Linked DNA regions of Homo sapiens: all the other regions are linked to region 3. Evidence: chromatin contacts called from ENCODE Hi-C or POLR2A ChIA-PET data. All regions are on one chromosome and are shown on one strand. Each heading gives the region's core, a stretch centred on a gene start or an enhancer-like site at or near the end of the contact. The rest is flanking DNA. Distances are from core to core; before and after follow the strand shown. Region 1 holds the start of SCFD1 (sec1 family domain containing 1). Region 2 holds the start of HEATR5A-DT (HEATR5A divergent transcript). Region 3 holds the start of EAPP (E2F associated phosphoprotein). Region 4 holds the start of FBXO33 (F-box protein 33). Region 5 holds the start of DTD2 (D-aminoacyl-tRNA deacylase 2).

What was found. Hi-C counts contacts between places; a loop is a spot of excess contacts on that map. ChIA-PET counts read pairs that join two places held with the same protein, here RNA polymerase II (POLR2A). Pooled maps may share reads with other maps.
Region 1: a pooled map shows a loop between it and region 3 (7-fold over the local background). The contact joins the promoter of SCFD1 here to the promoter of EAPP in region 3. A Hi-C loop is called at or near these places in 7 of 50 pooled maps.
Region 2: a pooled map shows a loop between it and region 3 (4-fold over the local background). The contact joins the promoter of HEATR5A-DT here to the promoter of EAPP in region 3. A Hi-C loop is called at or near these places in 6 of 50 pooled maps.
Region 4: a map of naive thymus-derived CD4-positive, alpha-beta T cell shows a loop between it and region 3 (19-fold over the local background). The contact joins the promoter of FBXO33 here to the promoter of EAPP in region 3. A Hi-C loop is called at or near these places in 1 of 168 maps with a recorded cell type or tissue (naive thymus-derived CD4-positive, alpha-beta T cell) and 9 of 50 pooled maps. POLR2A ChIA-PET finds 5 or more read pairs at or near these places in 3 of 52 experiments (GM10248, HepG2 and activated CD4-positive, alpha-beta T cell).
Region 5: a loop to region 3 is called in a pooled map, with 4 times the contacts of the local background. The contact joins the promoter of DTD2 here to the promoter of EAPP in region 3. A Hi-C loop is called at or near these places in 7 of 50 pooled maps.

The regions. Positions count from the first base shown.
Region 1 is chr14:30,621,062-30,623,761 of GRCh38, reverse strand. SCFD1 (sec1 family domain containing 1) reads right to left here and starts at 1,443. Exons shown (of 25, transcript NM_016106.4): 1 at 1,363-1,443. The coding sequence starts at 1,423. RefSeq lists enhancers at 1,161-1,840, 910-2,109.
Region 2 is chr14:31,419,387-31,422,086 of GRCh38, reverse strand. HEATR5A-DT (HEATR5A divergent transcript) reads right to left here and starts at 1,329. Exons shown (of 4, transcript NR_110045.1): 1 at 1,110-1,329; 2 at 119-243. HEATR5A (HEAT repeat containing 5A) reads left to right here and starts at 1,537. Exons shown (of 36, transcript NM_015473.4): 1 at 1,537-1,615. RefSeq lists enhancers at 1,217-1,366, 1,797-1,846 and a silencer at 1,957-2,076.
Region 3 is chr14:34,538,381-34,541,080 of GRCh38, reverse strand. EAPP (E2F associated phosphoprotein) reads left to right here and starts at 1,380. Exons shown (of 6, transcript NM_018453.4): 1 at 1,380-1,526. The coding sequence starts at 1,453. It overlaps LOC105370447 (a long non-coding RNA gene), which reads right to left and starts at 1,332. Exons shown (of 2, transcript XR_943739.1): 1 at 1,297-1,332; 2 at 1-895. RefSeq lists a silencer at 1,203-1,302 and enhancers at 1,443-1,602, 1,253-2,177.
Region 4 is chr14:39,430,985-39,433,684 of GRCh38, reverse strand. It overlaps FBXO33 (F-box protein 33), which reads left to right and starts at 1,252. Exons shown (of 4, transcript NM_203301.4): 1 at 1,252-2,121. The coding sequence starts at 1,523. It overlaps LOC105370461 (a long non-coding RNA gene), which reads right to left and starts at 1,246. Exons shown (of 8, transcript XR_007064121.1): 1 at 1,166-1,246. RefSeq lists silencers at 654-823, 1,564-1,693, 2,134-2,263 and an enhancer at 1,214-1,463.
Region 5 is chr14:31,456,091-31,458,790 of GRCh38, reverse strand. DTD2 (D-aminoacyl-tRNA deacylase 2) reads left to right here and starts at 1,285. Exons shown (of 3, transcript NM_080664.3): 1 at 1,285-1,508. The coding sequence starts at 1,398. RefSeq lists enhancers at 1,121-1,300, 1,441-1,650, 1,095-1,680, 1,681-2,266.

The sequences.
Region 1 (2,700 bases), core at 194-2,693, 3.9 Mb after region 3:
TTCTGTAAAATCTTACTATGTTTATTTCTGCAGAAATACAAACGATTAGATTTTAATGATCTACAAAATTTCTGCATACAAGTTTACGGCCACGCAAATTTATTTTTCAAAAAGCTCTCTTGTATTGGTACAGTTTTACTGACACGTTATTTTAATATGTAGTATAGTCATCAGAAACACAGTATTAAAACAAATGGAGCTTCCATTTGTTTAAACATATACAACGAATGGCAGGTATGCCCCAAATCTTATTTGAACTTCCCTATATTTAGTTATGCCTGACTTCACCTGATAGGTTATACTAAATTATTTACTGGGAAAAGCAGAACGCAACTCAGTATCTTTTGTGTGTCATTACTAAATTGAAGTCTATCACTTTTTCTTTAAATGCCAAAGGAAGGAATCAAGTACAGCCCAAATCCCTTCTGTAGGTCATATGAATTATAAATTTATTTTCCTATTCATATTTATATCCAACAGAGCATAATTTCAGGAAACAGAATTCCAAGTATGCACATTCTTGATGCCTTATTTCTATTAGCTCCTCAGAATAAATTGCTTGAAAACTTTTAAGACAACTAGTTAACAAGTATAAACCTTTAGTTTGTAGCTAACAGGTATAAACCAAGTTGTCATGAGAAGTTTTCAAGTAAGGCAAAACTAATTTCTAAGACGGAAAAAAACCCAAAACTCAAGAGAAGAATATGTGCCTTTTTACATTTCTCTGCATAAATAGAAGCTATATAAACATGCTCTATTGAAGATAAAATATTATTTTAAAACAATGTGTCAAACAATTAAAATGAGAAAGCTATTAATTCATTTGTTTTGCCATTCTTCAATGCCTTCCAGCAAGCTGAAGGAGAAAATGTTTATCACCAGGCATTTTTCTGCAGGTACCCCCAAAAGACTGGTCCGAAGTAGAGAAGTGGCGCAAAGCAAGCCGCTGTGAAAATACCTAAATTCTCTGAGTGTCAGAAAATGGGAGTTCTCTTAAAAATCAAAACCAGGAGAACTGAACCACGCACAGAAACTCGGAGACCTCATAGGTGGCAACATAGATAAGAAGCTATCAGCTGCTAGATCTTGTTGTGATGGCCTTCTGATGCCCACTAGGAAGGAGACAAGAGCAGGGCCGTAGCAATCCGCCCACCGCTGAAGCTCCTTCTCCTGCACCACAGGAGGAACCGAGTCCTCAAGCTAATGGCAACTTCTCCCCAAAAACTCAAAGGGGAGGGGCTCTTGATGTTCTAGGGACTGGATTAAACTCCTGGAGATCGGTCTCTGAGCTGCACGCACCAGAGGAGAAGGATGTCGTCGGGGCAGTCACGAAGCTTCAAGGAGAAGAGAATAAGTCAGTACCTGTCTGCCTTTCCCGAATACTGGCTGCTGCTGCTGCTGTCGCTGCCGCCGCCGCCGCCATCTTGGCTCCCACGAGCCACTGCCCGGCTGGGGAGCGGAGCGGGGGGATGACGTGGCTGCCCTTACCGCCCCGGAAGCAAAGCCCGGAAGGGCGGGGCCAAAGGGTGTGCCTGAGTTCCGGACCCCACCTCCTCCAGGAAGACCTCCACTCTCGGTAGAACTGGGAGACCCGGTGCAGGTTAATTCAGTGGCCCGTAATGTTAGGCGAATACTAAGAGTTTTTATCCTACCGAATCAAGCCACACTCTCTCAAATGGTAGCAACATTAAATTGAGCTGTTAGGGTAGGAGCGTGTAGTGCTAAGAACCTAATTACTGAACTGTTGGTTTGGTGACTTACAGAGCACTTAAAGGGTGATAATGCTCTAGGAGTATAAGGACCACAGGACTGAAGTAAATGAAGCTCCTGAAACACAGGCAACATTTTAACGTTAGCTCTCGTTTCTCAGTGCAGCAGGAGTCTTCCCTTTGCTCCTTTCTCCAGAGAAACGGAAAGCATTGGAGCATTACTCTGATCTGGCATATTTCTCAGTCGCATCTCTTTAAAAAAAAAGGTGTAGCTTTATGGTGGCGTTCTGCCGGCATGGACACGGGATCCAGGGAGGTACAAAATGAGAAATTAGCATTTCTCCTCTTTCCTTGTAGTAATTGCAAAATCACCTTGCCGTGGGAAGGAAGTCAAGCAGTAGTGGGGTGTGTTGCCTAGGCTGGAGCGCGCAATCAGGGATCACTGCAGCCTCAAATTCTGACGGTCAAACGATCCTCCTGCTTCAGTCTCCCAAGTAGCTAGGGACTACAGGGGCACACCATCAGGCCAGGCTGATGTGCTGGTTTTTGTTGTTGTTTTGTTTTTGAGATAGTATCTCACTGTCTGTCGCTCAGGCTGGAGTGCAGTGGCAGAATCTCGGCTCACTGTAGTCTCGACCTCCCGGACTCAAGCGATCCTCCCAAACTATCCTTCCACCTCAGACTGCCCACTAGTTGGGACTATAGGCAGGGGTCACCACGCCCGGCTAAATTTTTTTTTTTTTTTTTTGTAGAGACGGGGATTCACCATGTTGGCCAGGCTGGTCTTGTGCTGGCGGTTTAATGTACACTTGAAGCCACGTGACCGCAAAATATATGGGATAGATGATTTCTAACTTAATCCATAGATTTTACTGTATGACCAAAATGGATACACAATGACACCTCATTTCCCGAGTTCATTGATGACGCTTCATTATGAAGTTGCACCAAATTCTGAAATGAAATCACTCTGTACCTCAAAAGCTTAACT
Region 2 (2,700 bases), core at 80-2,579, 3.1 Mb after region 3:
GAATGAATGGGGCCCCTACCCACCAAACTTGGGATAATTGAGCATCAAAATAAATAATGATAGAGACAGAATATTGGCTGGTGTGGTGGTGTGCATGCCTGCAGTCTCAGCTACTTACCTGGGAGGCTGAGGCAGAAGGATCACATGAGCCCAGAAGTTCAAGGCTGTAGTGTGCACCATGATTGCATTATCGACCTGTGAATAGCCACTGCACTCCGGCCTGGGCAACAAAGGAGGCCCTGTCTCAAGAAAAAAAAAAAAAAAAAGAGAGAGAGAAAAGAGAGAAAGAAACGGATTATAAGTCATTTAACAAAATAGAAACCTCTGGATCCATACTAATTAATATAAATACATTAACTGAAGATTTGATGAGAAACAAGATATTTACAAATATCTTGAAAGGAGAGTTTCAGAGTCTCCCTCACAAAATACTTATTAATTTACAAAGGGGGGAAAAAAGTAACCACACTGGACAAGCCTAACAGACATCACCTTATTAAAGTAAACATCTGTAATGAGAGAAGTTAAAATCGTGCCACCTGATAGGGTGCCATGAGAAGAAAGCAGCAACACTTCTAGAGTCCTGTCATACCTAGCTAAATGTAATCATGAGTAAATATCAGACAGACCCAAAATGAAGGCCATTCTACAAAAATAACTGGCCAGGAATCTTTAACAGCGTCAAGAATATGAAAGGCAAGGCAAGACTGAGAGTTCCAGTTTGAAGAGTAGGAAAGATACATGATAAGTAAATACAATGCCTGATTCTGAACGGAATCTTTTACCATAAACAATATTATTGGGACAATTGGTAAAACGCCGAGTTATGTAAATGTTTTGATTTTGATGGTTATATTGTGATTATGTAGAAGGTGCTTAGGGACAATGTGGCATGGTGTCAGCAATTTAAATCTCAATTCAGGGAAAAAAAGTTCTTTGTACTATACTTGCAACCTTTTTGTAAGCTGGAGATAGATTCAAAATGAAACTTGAAAAATGACATTTAAAACGCTGAGTGTAGTGGGAAAACGCACATGACTCAAGGTAAGAGGCTATTAGTCTCAGTTCTGCCATTGACTTAGTATGTGACCTTGAGCAAGTCACTTTACCTCAGTCCTCACAGTCAAGGCTCTCTAGGGTCCCTTCCACGTCTAACATCTACCCCCACAGCACTGGCCCCGCCTGAATTTCTCCAGGCCCTTTAGGTGTCCCAGAGCTGCACCCAAAGACTCTGGCTTACGATAAAAACAGACAAAAATAGTTGTGGCCGGAATCTCCGGACTGAAAAACCGCTGTCCTAATCCTAACTTGGGCCGCAGTCTCCATCGCTCTTTCGACGGTGAAGCAGTCACGCCTGCCAGAGTGGGCGCTCGATGGCTCGGCGGCCAGCTGGCGGGGCCTTGGACCAGCGGCCCGGCGCAGGGCGCGCTCCCAATCGCTAGCTCCCGCGGTGCTCGCCGCTGAGAGCTTTCCGGCCACGCCCCACGCGCGCCCCGCCCACCTCAATGCCTCGCTGTCGCCGCCGCCGGCAATTCCAGACTCTGCTAGGGTTAGCAGAGCAGCCGGTAACGTTGCTGGACCGGGACGCACGCTCAGCTGAGGAGGACCCCCAAAGGCAGGCAGTCGGGGATCCAGGGAGCGGGGACACCTCCGGGCGCGAGGGGGCTGTGTCTGGGCTGCCTGTTGGCTGGGAAGGAGAACGCACCAGGGCCGCTGTATGAGTTGAGCGCTCGGGGATCCCGAGGGTGGTCGCGGCAGCAATGTGATCGCGAAAGAAGCCGGTGGGAGAACCGGTCGAGGGGCTAGGTGTCTTGACCCTAAGGGCTGGAGTCCGCCGAGAAGGGGCTGACTGGGGCACAGGGTCGGCTGATAAACAGCGTGGTCCGTTCTTCCTCCTGGACTACGGGAAAGTCTGGCTTCACCTGTGCACAACAGGTAGGCGTGGACTCTGCCCGCCAGCGGGAGCCGGGGTTGCCGGGCGTGTGGGGAAGGTCAGCAAGTCGGAGCCCGCCTCGCCAACTCGCCGCTCCCGGGACCCGCCCTGCGGCGTCCGCTGCGCCAGTGGTCAGCCAGGAGCCGGGCCCCGGCCCGGCCTTCGGGCGAGCTTCCTCAGAGGCCCGTTCGTTTTCTGCAGGAACCCTCAAAGAGAGTTCCCAGAAGGGAGCAGTGGAGAGTGTGGATATTTGCTTTCTAACTGTTGCAGTTCTCTCCAGGAAAGAAAGCTTTTCCTTTGGTGGCATTTGCTTAGTGTGAGGAAACATTTTCTTTCACCCTACTCTCGGCCAACGCGGCGTTATTTCAAGTGATTATAAAGTCTTTAGAAACTTTATAAAGCGTTTTATAGTGTTTATTTATCACAGTAATGGATACCTCTGGCAAGTTGGGATAATTTTCTTGACTGTCAAGTCAGATAATAATAAAATGGCTTGAGCTCCTACATTAAAGGTCATAGTTATCCATTGTTTTTATGTGCATTCATTTATTGAACAAATATGCAGCACTTTTTTGGGGCTAGGCGCCCTTAAGGAATTTACAGCCTGAAAGATATTAGAAGTTTAAGGAGGAAAAAAAGGGGCCCACAAGTACACTTAAGAACTTCCAGAGAAAATACTCCCAGTGAAATTACTTAAGCTGTAGGGAAAGCAGAAGTGTGGTTAGAATTGAGCATTAGTTGGATGGGGAGAGGAGAATTTTGTTTAA
Region 3 (2,700 bases), core at 131-2,630:
TGTATGCCAACTTTCATCTCAAGTATTCTGCTTTTCTTTCCCCACAGACAAACAAGTGTTGTTCTTTACAGCAGACCTCTTTCCCTCTACATACCAATCTATCCACTCGCATAACTACTAAGTGGCTCAATGGCCTATGTCTCATGCTTAATTGGCTGAGCTAGGCGCGGAATCCGGGAAACCACAACAGACTGTACTCTGCTCCTGTATTTCAGGAATAACTGTCACTAACCTGCTTCTGTCCGATTCCACCTTCTATGAAGTACACACAGAGGAGCAGTTCATTCTTTTGTAAAGGGATTGGTGGACTTTGTTCGAGATGCCATTTCAAAAGAAATGAGAAAAAAGAAAAACTAAGACCTGCACTGTAAAGCATAATACAGGAGTAGATTTATTACAGCTACTCCACATTTTAGAGAGTGCCACAGTGTCTCGGTAGGAGGCAGGAACCCGAGTTCCTGGTTCAGAAACAGGGTTAGAAACAGTCTCCCGATGGAGCTCAAGTGGCTGTCATCTGCCTGTTCTCCTCAGGTATCGAGTGGGATCAGTTGAGGGCTGAGCAAAAGTGGGGACTGGGAAGATGACGAGAAAAGATAACTTTTCGTAGATTGTTGAGGCCGCAGTCAGACTGAGGAGTGAACAGTGTGAAGGAGAGGTTGAGAGCCTCATGGTGTGGAAGGCATAAGGGTTAGAGGCGAGGTTGGAGGGATGTGGGTGCTGGTGTCTGAGGACTTATTGGATTTCGGGCTGTGTGTCCCTCAGCGTCTAGATTCCTGCTTCGTAGGTGATGAGACGCTGCATGTAGCATGTTCACCTCAGAGACTGTCACTTATGAGGGTGCCCATCATTATTATTTTTGGTGACAAGGTAGCTGCTATTTTCCTGTAAGCAGAAGCTGCGGAAGAAAATGGTGGGATTGGCCGGGAGCGGTGGCTCACGCCTGTAATCCCAGCATTTTGGAAGGTCGAGGTGGGCGGATCACCTGAGGTCCGGAGTTCGAGACCAGCCTCAACATGGAGAAACCCCCGTCTCTACTAAAAATACAAAATTAGCCGGGCGTGGTGGTGTATGCCTGTAATCCCAGCTACTCGGGAGGCTGCGGTAGGAGAATTGCTTGAACCTGGGAGGCGGAGGTTGCGGTGAGCCGAGATCGCGCCATTGCACTCCAGCCTGGGCAACAAGAGCGAAACTCCGTCTCCAAAAAACAAAACAAAACAAAAATGGTGGGATTAAGACCCGCCCCCGTCCCGTCCCCGCCCCTTTTCGCTCCTGCTCCGCCCCTTCCCCGCCTTCTACCTGCCTCCCTCGGTGCTGTCGGTCTGCGCGGGCGCGCAAGGGGGACTGGGACGTTCAGGCGGAAGTGGCGTCAGGGGCGCTTTAGGGACTGGACTTGCAGTGTAAACAGAGACGCTGCAAATTGCTTGTGGACGGTGTAGGCCGCTGCAGGCCACCATGAACCGGCTTCCGGATGACTACGACCCCTACGCGGTTGAAGAGCCTAGCGACGAGGAGCCGGCTTTGAGCAGGTGGGCTCCCGCCCCACCCTGGCCCCCGAGGATTTGGGTCGAGGCCTGGCTTTGGTCGCCTCCATTCGTTGCGCCTGCCGAGCCTACGCAGACCCTAGCGGCTCGGGAGCCTGTCGTGCCTGTTACTTGTGCGAAGCCAAAGGGCTTTCCTGATGGGGTCGCGCAGTCCCGGGGGGAGGCGGTGCCGATGTCGCCTGTAGGAAGAGGGATATTCCGGAATCACGGGGGACCGCGTGTAAATCTTCAAAAGCAATGAGATCGAAACCTGTCTCTACACCTTAGTAGCAGAGTGACGGAAGGCAAGTCAGTTATCCTCGATTACTCACCTGTAAAATTGAACTATAATAACATAATTGTATAACCTATATAACATAGTATAACACACTATGTTTGTTGTGAGGCTCACAGGACTTAATGTGAAGTGTCCATCTTGAAGACTAAACTGCCATAAACAGAAATAAGGGAATATTGAACAGCCTTTTTTATTTTTATTTTTTGACAGGGACTGTTGTATGCTCGCTCTGAGCTACAGAGATAAATCATAAGGTCCTTGTCTTCCAGAGGCTTATAGTATAATAAGGGTAATAAGATAAAGTATATATTTCTTGGCAGAGCATTGTAGAGAATATTGACCTGAGATAGGCACAGAAGAAGGTTCGTGGGATTTCCAGAAGGGTGGGCTTTATTCTACCAGGGAAACTTGAAGCTGTTTTGCCGAGATATTTCCACACAAATTTAGTTATTTCTTAAGCTGTCAGCAGATCCTATTCTTAAACTTTAAAACATTCATTCTGCCTAAAGAAGCTTTCTGTAAAGCCATGCTTTCATTAACAACTTTGGCTGGGTGTGGTGGCCCATGCCTGTAATCCCAGGACTTTGGGAGTCTGAGGCGAGAGAATCTCTTAAGCCTGGTAGTAAAGGAACAGCCTGGGCAACATAGTGAGACCTCATTTCTTAAAAAAAAAAAAAATCAAAAGAACAATGTTTCCTCATATTGTCATGGGGAGACATTGGATGCATGGGAAATCAGACTGCTGTTAAGATTTCTTTTGTTGGGAGTGAGGATAGATACCAGGATTCCCTGTGAAAAAGAGTTTCAGTTAATGGGTCCTGTCTGTGAAAGGAGGTATGTATATATGTATGTCTCAATTATTTATTTATTTATTTATTTATT
Region 4 (2,700 bases), core at 3-2,502, 4.9 Mb before region 3:
TTGATAAACCACACCATGTTGTTGGCAACCTGATATGTGCAAGGCATTAAACGGAGAGCTTTGCCCTCAAAGGGTTAAGAACATCTAGAATGGGGGTCTCCTCTTTCGTCTTGGGAGCCCCCTCCGTCTGTCTCTGTAGTGGGGAGCTTCTTCCTTCAGCCTTCTTCCTTCTTTCTTGCCTATTAAATTCTCCGCTCCTTAAAACCAAAAAAAAAAAAAAAAGTCCAAAAAGTCTTGGTGTTTACCACAAAAGAACGATGCTATTCCAACATCACAGCCTCCCTAAAGCAACTCTCAATTATTACATAAAGAGGCAGCCTCCCTAAAGCAACCCTCGATTATTACATAAAGTCACTTAATCTTTTCTGACTTCACCACTCTTTGCAACCAGAGTTTACTTTGCAGTAGGCTGTGGTGAAGTTAGGGACATGGTTTGGAAAATCTAAGTTAGGGATACCAGGCAAAAAAAGAAGAAGAAGAAAGAAAAAAAATCAAAGCTCTGTCATTACTGTGAACTTTTCAACGAGAGCCTTAAATCTCAGCACAGGGAAAAGAGACCCTTCCTCAAGCCCTGGAGAAGAGGCTGGTCACAACCTGCGGATCTCAGATCCCTTTGCCAATTTTTTTCTCTCCCTCTGAATCCAAAGGGTGACGCTGTCCTCACTGCTTCCCCACACACCAGCGAGTGCGCGGAAGTCCACCTGCGTGGTTGGACCGAGGGGGCAGGTCCATTCGCGGCCTCCGCCACGCCCCACACCGCCCCTCCCGGCACAGCCCGCCGGGGTTAGCCCGCCCGTCCGCCAGCTCCCTCTCAGCGGCGCAATCTCAGGAATTCTTAACCCTACTCTGGGCAGGTGGGATGGCTGAGAAAGACCCTGCATGCCGCCACTTTGGCTCAGGGTCCTCAGCCCAAACTGAGAAACGTTTTACAAAGAAGCGTGACGACCTTTCGCACTAAACCAGAGTACCGCCACCTCCATCGACCGAGCGCCAAAATTAACCGACTTACAGATGTGACTGGGCGCAGCGGCCACCGTAAGGCGTAAGGGGTGCCAAGTGCCGGTTCCAGTCCCGCCCAGCCCCGCCCCGCCCCGCCCCGCCCAGCCCCGCCCCGCCCCGCGGCCTGCGTGCGTCAGAGATCACGTGCCGCGCCTCCCGTCCCTACAGGCAATCGGGCGCTCCCCTCTTCCGGAAGTCGCGCCGGTGCGCGCCGGACTCCTCCCACCAGCGGCGACGTCAAACTCAGCTCCTACCACTTCTCTGTCTCTGCCGACCGGCGCAGGGAGGGCTGCCTTTTCCTTACAGTACGCCTTGAGGCTTCCGGGCCGCTGAAGTTTACGAGCGAGGGCAGTGCAGTTACTCAGTGTGCCGGCCTCGGACGCACGTGAGTAGAGTTTGAGAAGACAGAGGCTGGCTCCCGGCAGGCCACGCCCGCAGAGGCCTTTCCCCCTCTCCACAACTTGTGTTCTACTTGGTTCCGCCGAGACCCACGACGGTTCCGCCCCCTTCTTCCTAGTCATTGATGTTGTTGTTCTTGTCAGTGCCGCAGCCCCGACCGCCGGGAGCTCGAACCCGAGCCGGGGCCGCCCGGGTGGCGCGGTGGCGGCGGCTGCGGCTGCAGCAGCTGCGACGGCTGCGGGGGCTGCTCCGGGTACTGCGGGGGCGGCCGGGAGCCGGCAGCCGGCGGCGGGGCCGGATGGCTCTGTGCGGGCAGGCGGCGGGCGCTGCGTCGCTGCCCAGCGAGCTGATCGTGCACATCTTCTCTTTTCTGCCGGCGCCCGACCGGCTGCGGGCCTCGGCCTCCTGCTCGCACTGGCGTGAGTGCCTCTTCTATCCGGCCCTGTGGCCCCAGCTCCGCATCTGCCTCCGCGTCTCGCCCGCGGAGCAGCCTCGGCTGGAATTCCTCATGCGCAAGTGCGGCTGGTTCGTGCGAGAGCTGCGTGTTGAATTCGCCGCCGAGAACTATCTGAGCGGCGGTGGCCCAGGGGACGGAGGTGGCGCGGACACCGGGACTGGAGGGGAGGAAGTCGAGGCCCTGCAGCTCTCAGCTCGTTGGCTGGAAGTGCTGCGCACCTACTTGGAGCTGGTGCTTTGCGTGCTGGTCAGCATCCGGAACAACAGGTAGGCTTGCCCTGAGCCCCGCCCCGCCCGGTAACGGGGGGTCGCTCCGTCCCCGCACCCCGACACAGATTCTGTGCATAATACGTGCCCGGCCAACTTCAGTGTTGCCTTCCTCAGTGACGGAGAGTGTTGGTTCTAACTAGGCGGTTTCCTTGAGCGGAAAGGCATAACGGGACTCATCACGATACTTTATAAACAGTGGTGGACGGGGTGTTTAACAGACACCACTTCTGGCGCCTTCCAGGCACTCATTCATCCTCTTGGTGGCCGTGGGATGGAGCTGACAGGCGCTGTCACTTTTCATTTTATATATGGGAGCGTTAAGACTGGGAGGGTGAGGCCTGTGGGTGAGCCTTGGAAGAAACAAAACATACACATAACACGATTTTCTGACTCTGAATCTGTTAGAAATAGTTCATGGTGAGGGAAGGAGTAGGTACTCATAGGACGCTGCCTAAAAGAAATTTTGTAACAGCCATTTTCTTACCAGAAATAGTTTCGGCTAACTGAACAAGGCCCGAAGAGGAGGAGGAGTGTTTGTTAAAGGGATTGGGGAAGAAGTTGATCTTCAGGGTTGAA
Region 5 (2,700 bases), core at 36-2,535, 3.1 Mb after region 3:
CTCTCTGTAGAAAGATCTCTGCGAACCACATAACCTATTCTCTATAGACCTCCCTATTTCCTGCAGCCACATACAAATGGACACCAAAGTCTTTTCTTATTCTGGGACATAGCTAATGGTTTGTATGTCAAAGTTTCTTTCAGGCCTGTAAAATCTGAATCTGAGAGCCGGAGAGAAAAGAGACTCAGTAGTTATAATGACATAAAGGTGCAGACATGAAGCAATTCAACTTGTCTGTGCTTTGCAGACAAATGTCAACAACTGTTGGAATCCCTGCAATGCAACAATCAGAGATCATGTGAGATTTTGCTTTCTGTTTTTACTAAAAGTGTAAACCTGGCTGCAAGATAACCAGCAAACAAGCAGCTTCGATTTTGTGTACAAAGGACTGTTGATTATGCATGGACTATTTTCTTCAGTCACACTACTTTGTATGGATAGCAACACTGTCAGTGATGTCATCTTTTTAAACAACAGATCCGAATGTATAGGCACATTGTGTCAACTGAGCCCAAATCAATGACCTGGGTAATGCAATCAGGGTAACACTATTATTCCTCATCTAAACCATCCAAGCCCATAGACAAATAAATGCTAATCTGATGCATGTTTAAGGAATACGTTACATGGGAAAGAAAATCAAGCCCTTGTTTAGTTTTATTTACATTCTAATATGTACTTCCAGAAAATGCATCACAGAATTTACGTCATATGCATCAGAATAAGCTGTTTTATTTTTGTATTAGTAGCGGGCTAAGTTATTAACAATCATACTTTCTTGGATAAGAACATTTTTAACAAGGATATCTTCTAAAGAATGTGTATTCGTATAGCATACCAATACCTTTTCACAACTGTGGAATCAGAATAATTTATGGCATTCCCGATAGAGGAGGCAGCATTGTTTTTATTGATTGGAATAAGGAAAATTTTGAAGGATGTATATATAGCTTTTAGTTCCATCTCCGCTTGCTTTATGATTCGATTATTTGTTTACTTACTTTCATATGGGCATAACATGAATTTAAATCAAGCAGATTTAAAATTTTTCAACAGTTGGAACCTAAGCTTTCTGAGGTGAAAAATGTTTCTTAAAAGGTTTGTAGGAAAGAGATTTAACGAGTCTTTTCAATCGTTTAATAAAAGTATACACTGAGCGCCTTCTACAGAGTTGGGCAGGTGCTGCCGAGAAGCTTAGCGCTACGCCGGCCTCCAAGACCGCACATCCGGGACATTCGAGAGTCAGTCCGAGGCCCCGCCCTCCTAAGGGCGGGGCCACTGGGCAATCGGCGCAGGCCCTTCGTCGTGCCCCGCCTCGTCTGCCCCGCCAGCGCGTCGAGGGAGGGGCCAGCGACACATGGCCTAGTAACTGTCCGGCCGCGGCGCTGGCTTAAGCCATGGCTGAGGGTAGCCGGATTCCTCAGGCCCGGGCGCTCCTACAGCAGTGCCTGCACGCCCGGCTGCAAATTCGCCCAGCCGATGGGGACGTCGCGGCCCAGTGGGTGGAGGTAACGTCAGCCCGGCAGCTCTCGTTATCCTCCGGCGTGCGGGGCGGTTTTTTCCGCGTTGTCTCGGTGACTCGTCCGCTCTGTGTCTCCCTCTGAGACCGGCGGTCCGGCCGCGGGGATACCGGGTCAGCTTGAAGCTGGCCGCGGTGGCCTGCCTGGCTGCGCTTGTCTTTTCGGTCCAGCATCACCGTTCCCCAGCGCCAGTTGTAGCACCCGAGAGGAAGAGCGTGTCTCCCTTCTTGGGGGGACCACAGGTATTTGAAACTGAGTTCGGTGAACTTCAGGCCTTACTGTCTCAGACCCCTTGCAGCTCGTGGTCTATGCTGGTCGGGGGCAAGCTTGTAGGTCAGGTTTGCTGCAAGAGTTCATGATCTGCTTTGACTTACGCCTCAGATCGCGTCGAATTCCCCCCTATGTTGACTTGGTCTTAGCATAGAAATGAGATTTCCTAAGAAACAATTCTATTTCAAGAAGCCTTTTAAAAGTTTTGACCAATTTCCAACTGAGAAACAAAGACCTCTACTTTTATAACAATGTTGCCTTATCAAACACATTTCTCCAAAGAATTTAAAACATTTATGTCACTATGAGTTCCTTCTACTTTCATACATACTTTACTTTTTAAGACCGCCTGCCCCCACTGCATACAAAAACAAATAAAATTTTCTTTAAGGCCTCTGACGTATTTTTGGAGTACGTTGAAATGTAAGAAAAAAATTAGTTCATAATTAAGACTTTTGTAGATACTCAGAAACTTCAGTGTAGCAAAATCTCATTCGCTCGCCTTTTCTGCTGAATTCGGTCCCAGATCTAGCATTACTTAAAACAATTTTAGTTATTATTTTACATTTATTTTATTTTTTATATTTTATTTATTTATATTTTATTTTATTTTTTGAGATGAATTCTCGATCTGTCGCCCAGGCTGGAGTGCAGTGGCACGATCTCGGCTCACTGCAACCTCCGCCTCCCGGGTTCAAGCAATTTTCCTTCCTCAGCCTCCCGAGTAGCTGGGACAACAGGCGCAAGCTACCACGCTAACTTGTATTTTTAGCAGAGACGGGGTTTCGCCATTTTGGCCAGGCTTGTCTGGAACTCCTGACCTCAGGTGATCCACCTGCCTCAGCCTCCCAAACTGCTGGGATTACAAGCCTGAGCCACCGCACCCCGCCTACTTATTGTAAATAGTACC